Linked DNA regions of Homo sapiens: region 1 is linked to region 2. Evidence: read pairs that join two places in POLR2A ChIA-PET (ENCODE). Cell type or tissue: PC-9. All regions are shown on one strand. Each heading gives the region's core, and the rest is flanking DNA. Links, peaks and the distances in the headings are about the cores only.

Region 1 (2,500 bases), core at 1-2,500, 240 kb before region 2:
ATCTCATGATTGGCTATTCAGAGGGCTTCAGGGTGATGCTGGGTGGCGTCTAGGTGGAGTGATGGGCAGTTTTGAGCCCCCCAACCGCTGGGGCTCCTCCAGACAAGGCTGCTTCTAGCTGGGCGCCAGGTAGGGATCATCCCAGGAGCCACACTCGGAGGAGGGGCTGTGCTTCTGGCTCCAATACCCTGAGGTGCAGAGGACACCGTGACATGCAGGGATGTGTAGAGTCTCACCGAAGAACCCAGACTTCTGGACGCCCAGCCGTGCACACTGCAAGAGGGGCCCAGGCTGGCAGGCATGTGATTGGGTGAGGGAAGGGCTTATTAGAGGTGGCTCAGCCTTGCTCTGGGCTCAGGGGCTTCTGAAGGCTGGGGGCAGGGGTATGGCCAGAATGACCTGTTCTGGATGGATCCATCCTTCCTGCCAAGTGCTCTTGGGAGGCTAGGCAAAAGGTCAGACATTCCGTCATGCTTAGGAAGACGGGGCGGCCACACTGTCTACCTTCTATCTCAGGCAGCGGGGCACCCAGGCATGCCTTCCCCGCTGGGGAGGTCAGCAGGCGGGGGTGGACCTTGGAGGCCCAGCCAGCCTGAACCCTAAGGAACTGCATTCTGCAGTGGCCCTTTCCCGGCAGGGCAGGGACAGGGTGACCCTGGGGGAGGGAGAACGTCTGTCTGCATCTGGCTCAAGGCCATTTCTTGTTGGCATGTGGTCAAGTTGCCATTGGAACCAAGAAGATGGTATGGAGGGGCAAAGCAGGACTTAAATAAGGCAGCTCTAATCCTGTGTGACCTGAGTCAGTCCCTTTCCCTCTCTGAGTCTCAGTCTTCTCCTCTCACAAATGGGGCAAATCCTCCTTGACAGGGTTGTGGGGGAAAATGCAAGTCACCTGCCTAGCACAGGATAAGTGCTAAACAGGGGTTCACCTGCTCCAAGTCTAGAACCTTCCGGGGGTGGGGTGGATAGAGGCCAGTGCTGCAGCCAGGTGTGGACGCAGGAGCCCGACTGGCATCCGGGGAGTGCCTCCTCCCTGACCACAAGCTCCAGCGCTTTTGAAACCAGATGCAGGTTAAACATGGGCAGGGCACCTGCCGAGGCTCCACTCACCAAGGGAGCCAGTTAGATGGAGTCTGTCCTTGGAGCTCCAAATAAGGTATCAGAAAATGTCTTGGACCTGGTCATGCTCGCCCCTCCTGTGTGCCCGGCCTTTCATTCTATCATCTGAGCTGGCACCAAGGCTTGCATCCTAAGGCTGGTCCTGAAGCACCACTAGATTTGTCCCGTTTTAGCGATGAGGATGACCTTGCTTCCCCCGCATCTTGGCTAGGCCAGGCTCCCTGCTCTTTCCCTGACTGGGGGATGGGCAGTGGGTGGGGGAGGCGGGCCTAGGGAACCAGACACACAGCTCCCTTTGTGAAGGCGGCTGAGTCACATGTGCAACGCAATCCCTGCTGGGCCTGGGCCCTGAGGCGGGTGTGATGGGAGATGGCGTTATCATGGGACTATGGGTACCCCCACGCCTGTGTCCAGGAGGCTTTCCCACAGGAGATAGCAGGGAGGTGGCTGGGAACATTGGCCGCAAAACACATGGTCTGAGATCAGGTCCTGACTCTGTTGCCAACTTGCTGCAAAGCTTTGGGAAGTTCCTCTCTCTGAGCCTCAGTTTTCATCTCTGTTAAATGGGAACAATCATCACTGTTTTGTAGAGGAGGTAGTAGATGTGAAAGGGTTCTGCAAACTGCAAATGGTGGAGTTCTGGGCCTTTGGCATTCATGTGGACTTTATCATAATAATAATGATGTTGGCCAAGATTTATTGAGCACCTACTGTGTGCCTTGCATTGTGCTCAATGATTTATATGGTCACTCAGCTTGCAAGGGGAGAAGCCTGGATATGAACTGCTCTTGTCTAAAAAATACCCACCTCTGAGGCTGGGCGCAGTGGCTCACACCTGTAATCCCAGCGCTTTGGGAGGTCAAGGTGGGAGGATCGCTTGAGCTCAGGAGTTCAAGACTAGCGTGGGCAACGTATCAAGACCCTGTCTCTCCAAAAAAATACAAAAGTTAGCCTGGTGTGGTGGGGCATGCCTATAGTCCTAGCTACTTGAGAAGTTGAGGTGGGAGGATCGTTTGAGCCCAGGAGATTGAGGCTGTAGAGAGCTATGATTGCATCACTACATTCCAGCAAGGGCAACAGAGCGAGGCCCTGTCTCGAAAACAAAGAAAAAACCCACTTCTGAGCAGGCAGTGGTTGCTCATGGCCATTTGCACAGGTGGGGACAGCTCTTCACTGTTTGCTAGGCTGGTTCCCACTAAATGCTGCTGCTCTGGCCAGAGGGTTAGAGATAGAAAAAGGGGCTGAAGACCTCCTCCTAGCCCTCCCAGCCCCACCATGTCTTCCTACTCCCCCAGGCCTCAGTCACAGCAGACAATAAGGATGCCCTAACCCCTTATCCCTGTCCTGAGGCTCTCATGTTCTTGAAGATCTCCTCCTACCT
Region 2 (7,958 bases), core at 2,498-4,997:
TCAAATGCTTATCTTAGCAGAGAAAAAAAAGCTAAGCTTCCAACCTAAGAAACTATCATAAGAACAAAATAAATTCAAAGCAAGCAGAAGCAAAGAAATAATAACATTAAGAGCAGAACTTGGCCAGGTGTGGTGGCTCAGGCCCGTAATCTCAGCCCTGTGGGAGACCAAGGCAGGTGGATCACTTGAGGTCAGGAGTTCGAGACCAGCCTGGCCAACATGGCAAAACCATGTCTCTACTAAAAATACAAAAATTAGCTCAGCGTGGTGGCACACACCTATAGTCCCAGCTACTAGGGAGGCTGAGGCAGAAGAATCGCTTGAACCTGGGAGGCAGAGGTTGTAGTGAGCCAAGATCATGCCACTGCACTCCAGCCTGGGTGACAGAGTGAGACTCCATCTCAAAAAAAAAAAAAAACCAAAAACAAAAACAAACTAACAATAACAACAAAAAACAAAACATTAAGAGCAGAAATTAATAAATGGTAATGGAAATAAGGCTGGACGCAGGGGGCTCACACCAGTAATCCCAGCACTTTGGGAAGTGGAGGTGGGAGGATCACTTGAGCCCAGGCATTTGAGACCAGCCTGGGCAACATAGCAAGACCCTGTCTGTATATAACTAAAATTTAAATTTAAAAAAAAAGAAAAAAAAAGGCTGGGCACAGTGGCTCATGCCTGTAATCCCAGCACTTTGGGAAGCCAGAATGGATGAATTGCTTCAGCTCAGGAGTTTGAGACCACCCTAGGCAATATGGTGAAACCCTGGCTCTACCAAAAAATACAAAAATTAGCTGGCATGGCAGCACACCCCTGAGGTCCCAGCTATTCAGGAGGGTGAGGTGTGATGATCGCTTGAGCTGGGAGGTGGAAGTTGCAGTGCATTCCAGCCTGGGTGACAGAGACCGTGTCTAAAAAAAGAAAGGAAGGAAGGAAGGAAAGAAGGGAGGGAGGGAGGGAGGGAGGAAGGAAGGGAGGGAAAAAAGAAAGAAAAAGAAAGAAGAAAGAAAAAAAGAAAGAAAGAAAAGAAAAGTGTAAAAAGAATAGAGAAAAACCAATAAACCCAAAAGCTGGTTCTTTGAAACAATCAATTAAAACTGCTAGCTAGACTGACAAAGAAAAAGAGGGAAGACAGAAATTATCAATATCAGAAGGAAAGTGTGTATATAATAAAGACCTCACAGATGTTAAAAGGATAATAAGGAAATATTACAAACAACTCTGTGCACATAAGTTTGACAATTTAGATGAAATGGACCAATTCCTTAAAGCCACAAACTACCAAACCCACCCAAGAAGAAATAGACAGACTAAATAGTCCTATATCCGTTAGAAGAAATTGAATTCATAGCTAAAATCCTTCCAGAAAAGAAAACTTAGGTCCAGATGGTTTTACTGGTGAATTCTACCAAACATTTCAAGAAGATATAACACCAGTAGAACACTTCCTAACTAATTGTGTGAGCCCAGCATTACCCCGATACCAATGAATCTGATGGATTGCTATTTATTAGTAATGCCTACAACTGACCACATACCACAAAATCCACCTGCAAAAGATACAGCAGTGCTTTAATTCCAAGGCAGAGCAGCACAGGCCCACTCTCCCTGTGTGCTGTGTGTCTTCCAAGGATCTTCAGAGAAGGATATATTCTTCTGGTTTCTGCCAACATTCTCAGGAAAGAGTAAACGTGAAGGTCAGGAATCGCCATACCTTAGATACTGGCTTCTTCTTCCTTAGCACAGCCTGTTTCCAAATCTTGTTCCAGGGCCCCTGACTTCAGCTTGGCCTCCTGAGACTCTTAGCCCATTTCTGACTTTCGTAAGTCTCCCAGAACCCCCTAAAACCTTTCTTTTTTTTTTTTTAATTATACTTTAAATTCTGGGATACATGTGCAGAACATGCAGGTTTGTTACATAGGTATACACGTGTCATGGTGGTTTGCTGTACCCATCAACCCGTCATCTCCATTAGGTATTTCTCCTAATGCTATCCCTCCTCTAGCCTCCCACCCCCTAACATGCCCCAGTGTGTGACGTTCCCCTCCCTGTGTCTATGTGTTCTCATTGTTCAACTCCCACTTATGAGTGAGTATGTTCAGTGTTTGGTTTTCTGTTCCTGTGTTAGTTTGCTGAGAATGATGGTTTCCAGCTTCATCCATGTCCCTGCAAAGGACATGAATTCATCCTTTTTTATGGCTACATAGTATTCCATGGTGTATATGTGCCACATTTTCTTTTTCTTTTTTTTTTTATTTCTTTTCTTTCTTTCTTTCTTTCTTTTTTTTTTTTTTTTTTTTTTGAGACAGAGTCTCTCTCTGTCGCCCAGGCTGGAGTGCAGTGGCACGATCTCGGCTCACTGCAACTTCCGCCTCCTGGGTTCAAGTGATTCTCCTGCCTCAGCCTCCCGAGTAGCTGGCACATGCCACCCCACCCGACTAATTTTTGTATTTTTAGTAGAGATGGAGTTTCACCACGTTGGCCAGGCTGGTCTCGATCTCCTGACCTTGTGATCCACCTGCCTCGGCCTCCAAAAGTGCTGGGATTACAGGCGTGAGCCACCGCGCCTGGCCCCACATTTTCTTTATCCAGTCTATCATTGATGGGCATTTGGGTTGTTTCCAAGTCTTTGCTACTATGAATAGTGCTGCAATAGCTTTCTTTTTTTAGCTTTCCTGATACTGAATGAGCAAAGAAATTTAGCTTCTTTTAGTCTCAGAGCCTCATTGCAATCCAAATGTCCATTATATGTCTTCCCGGGCGCAGAGCACTTCGCCCCTAGGAGAAGAAGCCTTCCCTTCCCCGGAACACAGAAATAGCTGAAGCCAATTTTAGTTTTTTGTTTTATTTTTGCTTTTTGTTTTGTTTTGATTTTTCCTTCCTGTCTCATTTCAGTAATAGCAGAAAGATATCCAATATAAGGTCCGTGAACCATTTATAGAAAATTAAAGTGCACCTCATGACAGTCAGTGCACATCATGACAGCCAGCATTGTCTTTCTCTGGAGTTCTGCTCCAGGTGTATAATTGCATGTCATTAACTTTCTATATCTCACCAATTCACAAACATAGCTTTTTTTTTAACCATCCCCTCCCTTAACAAATTTAAATTTACATAATTGAGGCCGGGTGCAGTGGCTCACACCTGTCATCCCAGCACTTTGGGAGGCTGAGGTGGACGGATCACTTGAGGTCAGGAGGTCAAGACCAGCCTGGCCAACACGGTAAAACACTGTTTCTACTAAAAGTACAAAAAAGATTAGCTGAGCGTGGTGGCACGTGCCTGTAATCTCAGCTACTCCGGAGGCTGAGGCACGAGAATAGCTTGAACTGGGGAAATCAATGCCGCAGTGAGCTGAGATCACACCACTGCTTTCCAACCTGGGCAACAGAGCAAGACTGTCTCAAAAAATAAAAAAAAGAAAAGAAAATACATAATTGAATTCACAAAACAAATTTAATTGCTATGTATATGAAGACAGACAAATGCATGGAAAAATATTCTGTGACGTATTCTTTGGTTTTATAACAAAAAAGGCAAACAGACACTTTTACTTTACCTTGTTCTTATCTTAATATAATACATAGGACCATATCCACCTCTTTATTTCAGAAAGTATTTGAACAGTTTCTATTCTGGAGGATTAGAGATTTCCTTGAAGCCATTACTACTCTACAACTTTATACTGTGATGGGCAGCAAAGATAATATTGTGCCTGATCACAAAGAGGAGACACAAGCCTTTCCAGAAATGTCTACGCTAAAGACACACACCAAAAATAAGGAGTTTACTAATCTATATTCTCAGCTTGAGTATTTTGTCTGCTTCCACTTCTAGACTTAAGATAAGGCTACGTTCCTCACCCTCCTTCCTCCAGCACTTGCTTCATGCAGTTAAAATGGAATGAATGACTTTAGTTAAAGCGTCAAAAGAGTCTCACTAAGGAGATACTAATTATAGCTGTTTTCACGAAGCTCTCAGAAACTCCAGCAGGGGGCTCATTCATTCCTGCTGAGCTGCTACAGACCCTAAGATTATGTTGTCTACATCAGCCTTAGAAATTTCCCACAAGCAACACTCCTCCCACACCCGCCGAAGTCATACACCAGTTACAGTGGGAGGGCAACTGTGTAGGTCACTACAAAGGGAACTGTTAGTTTCATCCCCACATTCCCCACAAACATTTAAAATAAAATCAAGGCAGGGTGCAGTGACTCACTTGTAATCCCAGCACTTCGGGAGGCTGAGGCGGGCAGACCACTTGAGGGCAGGAGTTTGAGACCAGCCTGGCCAACATGGTGAAACCTTGTCTCTACTAAAAATACAAAAATTAGCCAGGTGTGGTGGCGCATGCCTGTAGTCCCAGCTATTCAGGAGGCTGAGGAGGAAAGATGGCTTGAACCCAGGAGGCAGAGGTTACAGAGAGTTGAGATCGTGCCACTGCACTCCAGCCTGGGCAACAGAGTGAGACTCTGTCTCAAAAATAAAATAAAATAAAATAAAATAAAATAAAATAAAATAAAATAAAATAAAATAAAATAAAATAAAATAAAAACAAGTGGGGCAGGTGAAGCTCCCTTAATTCCTCCCTAGGAAATTCTATAAAGGCAGAGTACAATTTAGAAAATCAAACTGGGGCTCTGGCTCACGCCTGTAATCCCAGCACTTCGGGAGGCCGAAGCAGGTGGATAACCTGAAGTCAGGAGTTCAAGACCAGCCTGACCAACATGGTGAAACCCCGTCTCTACTAAAAATACAAAATTAGCTGGGCATGGTGGCACATGCCTGTAATCCCAGCTACTCAGGAGGCTAAGGCAGGAGAATCACTTGAACTTGGGAAGAGGAGGTTGCAGTGAGCCAAAGATCATGCATTGCACTCCAGCCTGGGCAACAGGAGTGAAACTCTGTCTCAAAAAAATTTAAAATAAGAAAATCAAACTGGACATCCAAATGATAATTAACTTACATATGTTCATTCATTACCATTGCTGTTACCAGAAAATGGGTCTTGTCCCAGACCCCAAGAGTGGGCTCTTAGATCTCACTTTCTTGGGAAAGAATTCAGGGCAAGTTGCAGAGTATAGCGAAGTTAAGATAGTTTGTTAGAGACTATTACGGAGTAGGGCTTCCTCAGAAAGCAAGAGGAGGAATGCCCCTACTTTAAACTTTTTATTTATTTATTTATTTAGATACAATATCTCCCTCTGTCACCCAGGCTGGAGTACAGTGGCACTATCATGGCTTACTATAGTCTCAACCTCCCAGGCTCCATTGATCCTTCCACTTTAGCCTCCCAAGCAGCTGAGCTAGAGGTACATACCACCACGCCTGGCTAATTTTTATATCTTTTGTAAAGACAGGGTTTTTTCATGTTGGCCAGGCTGGTCTTCAACTCCTGAGCTGAAGAGATCCATCCATCTCAGCCTCCCAAAGTGCTGGGATTACAGGCATGAGCCACCATGCCTGGCCAAGAATGCCTCACCTTAAACATAGTGCTTGCTTATATAGGTTGTTAAGAATAGCATACTTCATTACAAAGACTTTTGATCAGCTTGTGACGGGCTATTAGTATTGTTATTTTCCTATGCTACTACTGATTTCCACAAGAATTTATATGTGTACTATTATCTTTAAAGCAAAACCTATTCTTAAACTAAGAATGCATTTTGTTCTTGAAATATTGGGACGTTTCCATAAGTTCTGGGTCTTTATTTGGTAAGTTAGCATCATTAACTCATCCCCTCAGCCATAAATATCTTGTGACCAACAGTACCAACCCCCTGGAAATGGGGAATGCTACCCAGCAGGATTGGCTTTACCCAGCCTTTATTCAAGATGGAGTCACTCTGGTTAGGACATCTCTGACACTATTAACTTTCTATCTCAATGTCTTTCCTTCTCTCACTGCACAACCTTAGATAATTAATTTGTTAATTATCAATCTCATAAATGAAACAAAGCTGATCAGGGCACATGGCTGGTCTGGATGTTCCCAAGGATGTATTGCAGGTGGCAGGAAGGACCGTGGACCCAGCGTCCACTTTCCCAGGGGTCGATCATAAAACAATTTGCACCATGGTACTGGGGGCCAGAAGGGCAAAAGGGAGCCATGTGATCAAAATAATCTTTCCTAGGCCAGGCGCGGTAGCTCACACCTGTAATCCCAGCATTTTGGGAGGCCAAGGCTGGTGGATCACTTGAGGCCAGGAGTTCAAGACCAGCCTAACAAAACCCTGTCTCTACTAAAAATACAAAAATTAGCCGGGCGTGATGGTGTGCACCTGTAATCCCAGCTACTTGGGAGGCTGTGGCACGAGAATCACTTGAACCTGGGAGGCGGAGTTTGCAGTGAGCCAAGATTGTGCCACTGCACTCCAGCCTGGGCAACAAAGTGAAACTCTGCCTCAAAATAATAATAGTAATAATAATAATCTTTCCAACAGGTAAAATATTTTCAAGCTGAAGGAGTGGAAGTACTGGCTAGTCATATGTATAGATCATCAAAGAACAAGGATGAGCTTCTGGAAGCGAATTCTGGCAGCTGGGCTTACCTGCTACTCCCTGGGAGCTTTTTGACGTCCTTATTATTATTATTATTTAATTTTCTGTCCTGAGTAGCTGGGGCTACAGGTGCTTACCACTACATCTGGCTTTTTTTTTTTTTTTTTTAGTACAGACAGGGTCTTTCCCAGGCTGGTCTCAAACTCTTGAGCTCAAGTGATCCTCCCGCCTCAGCCTCTCAAAGTGCTGGGATTATAGGTGTGAGCCACCTTGCCTGGCTGAGATTTCATCAAGCTACTTAGAACATCGTGCAACTTAGAATTCATGAATTGTTTATTTCTGGAATTTTCCATTTAATATTTTTGGACCTTGGTTGACCGAGGGTTACTGAAACCTCAGAAAGCAAAACTGTGGATAAGGGAGGATTACTATACTGCCATTAAGTTGTATTTTAAAAATAATTTCAAAAATTGTATTCAAGTAATATGTGTATTCAATTAAAATTTCATCCCTTCAATGTTTTATAAGTAATTCAAATACCAGAGTGGTAACCATCTTCTAAGAATATTAGCTACAATCCCAATCACTGTTTTTCAAAAAGATGTTGTCAGTCCTGCTTCTGAAATTTCTCTCCAACAGGCCTCCTCCTCCCATTCCCACTGCCCCAACCCAGCCAGGCCCTTACCTTGCACTGCTCCGGGACACCAGCCTCCAATCTGAGGGTTTCCTGGTGTCTGGGCTTCCATGCAGCTGTCAGAGTGTTCTTCCTGAAAAGAAACTCCATCTGTGCCATTTTCCGAGCAATACGTTTTACTGGGTTGTCCTGTAGCCTTCAGGATAAAGTACAAATTCCTGAACATGACACCTCGGATGAAGTCCGTCCCCTCCTTCCCAGATTACCACCTGCCCCTTTGACCCTGCCCTTTGGTCATCAGCCACAATCAGCTGCTGTCTCCACCAAGCCTCACCAGCTCTCCAAGCCTTCACCCATGATGCTGTCTGCCTGGACTGCCCTCCCTCCCATTCCTCTGCCTACAAGATCCGATATGCGCTTCAGCCTCCAATGTTAGCTCACCAAAATCTTCCCTTTGAATTATGAATGCAGCTGGCTGCAAACTCCTCCAAGTGACCAGAGTGTCCTATAATCACGTCTATTATAGCATCTTTGATTTAGGGGGTGATTTTTGTTTTTTTTGTTTGTTTGTTTGTTTTTCTTTTTCTTTCTTTCTTTTTTTTTTTTTTTTTTTTTTTTGCATTTCTGTATTTCCTAAGAGAATGTGAATTCCTAGAATCCTAGGAATTCTCATCTGATTTTTATTCCCAACGTCTAGCACTATGCAAAGCAAAAAGTAGGTACCCAATAACTGCTTTTGGAATGAATAAATGAATCAATGAATGGTACCATGCAGCTGCCAAAGTGCTTTCTGCAAAGCAACTCTGACCTTGTTGCTCTCTGA

What was found. Peaks named below come from ENCODE experiments on the same cell type or tissue, not always from the same donor. Only the 100,000 strongest peaks of a DNase experiment are listed, where the experiment ranks them.
Region 1: POLR2A ChIA-PET joins it to region 2 with 5 read pairs; 2 of 35 experiments call an interaction of 5 or more read pairs at or near these places.

What each region holds. Positions count from the first base shown.
Region 1 is chr16:57,622,286-57,624,785 of GRCh38, forward strand. It overlaps a transcript of ADGRG1 not described here. Among named protein-coding and RNA genes, the nearest start is that of ADGRG1, 5.1 kb to the right of the region's middle. RefSeq lists enhancers at 1-838, 2,092-2,386. In PC-9, for the core only: no CTCF peak of the experiment used is centred there; DNase peaks (open chromatin) are centred at 1,076, 1,446 and 2,206; H3K4me3 peaks cover 1,476 bases; H3K27ac peaks cover 2,500 bases.
Region 2 is chr16:57,855,543-57,863,500 of GRCh38, forward strand. It overlaps a transcript of KIFC3 not described here. Among named protein-coding and RNA genes, the nearest start is that of KIFC3, 57 kb to the left of the region's middle. In PC-9, for the core only: CTCF peaks have their summits at 4,006 (motif pointing right) and 4,208; no DNase peak of the experiment used is centred there.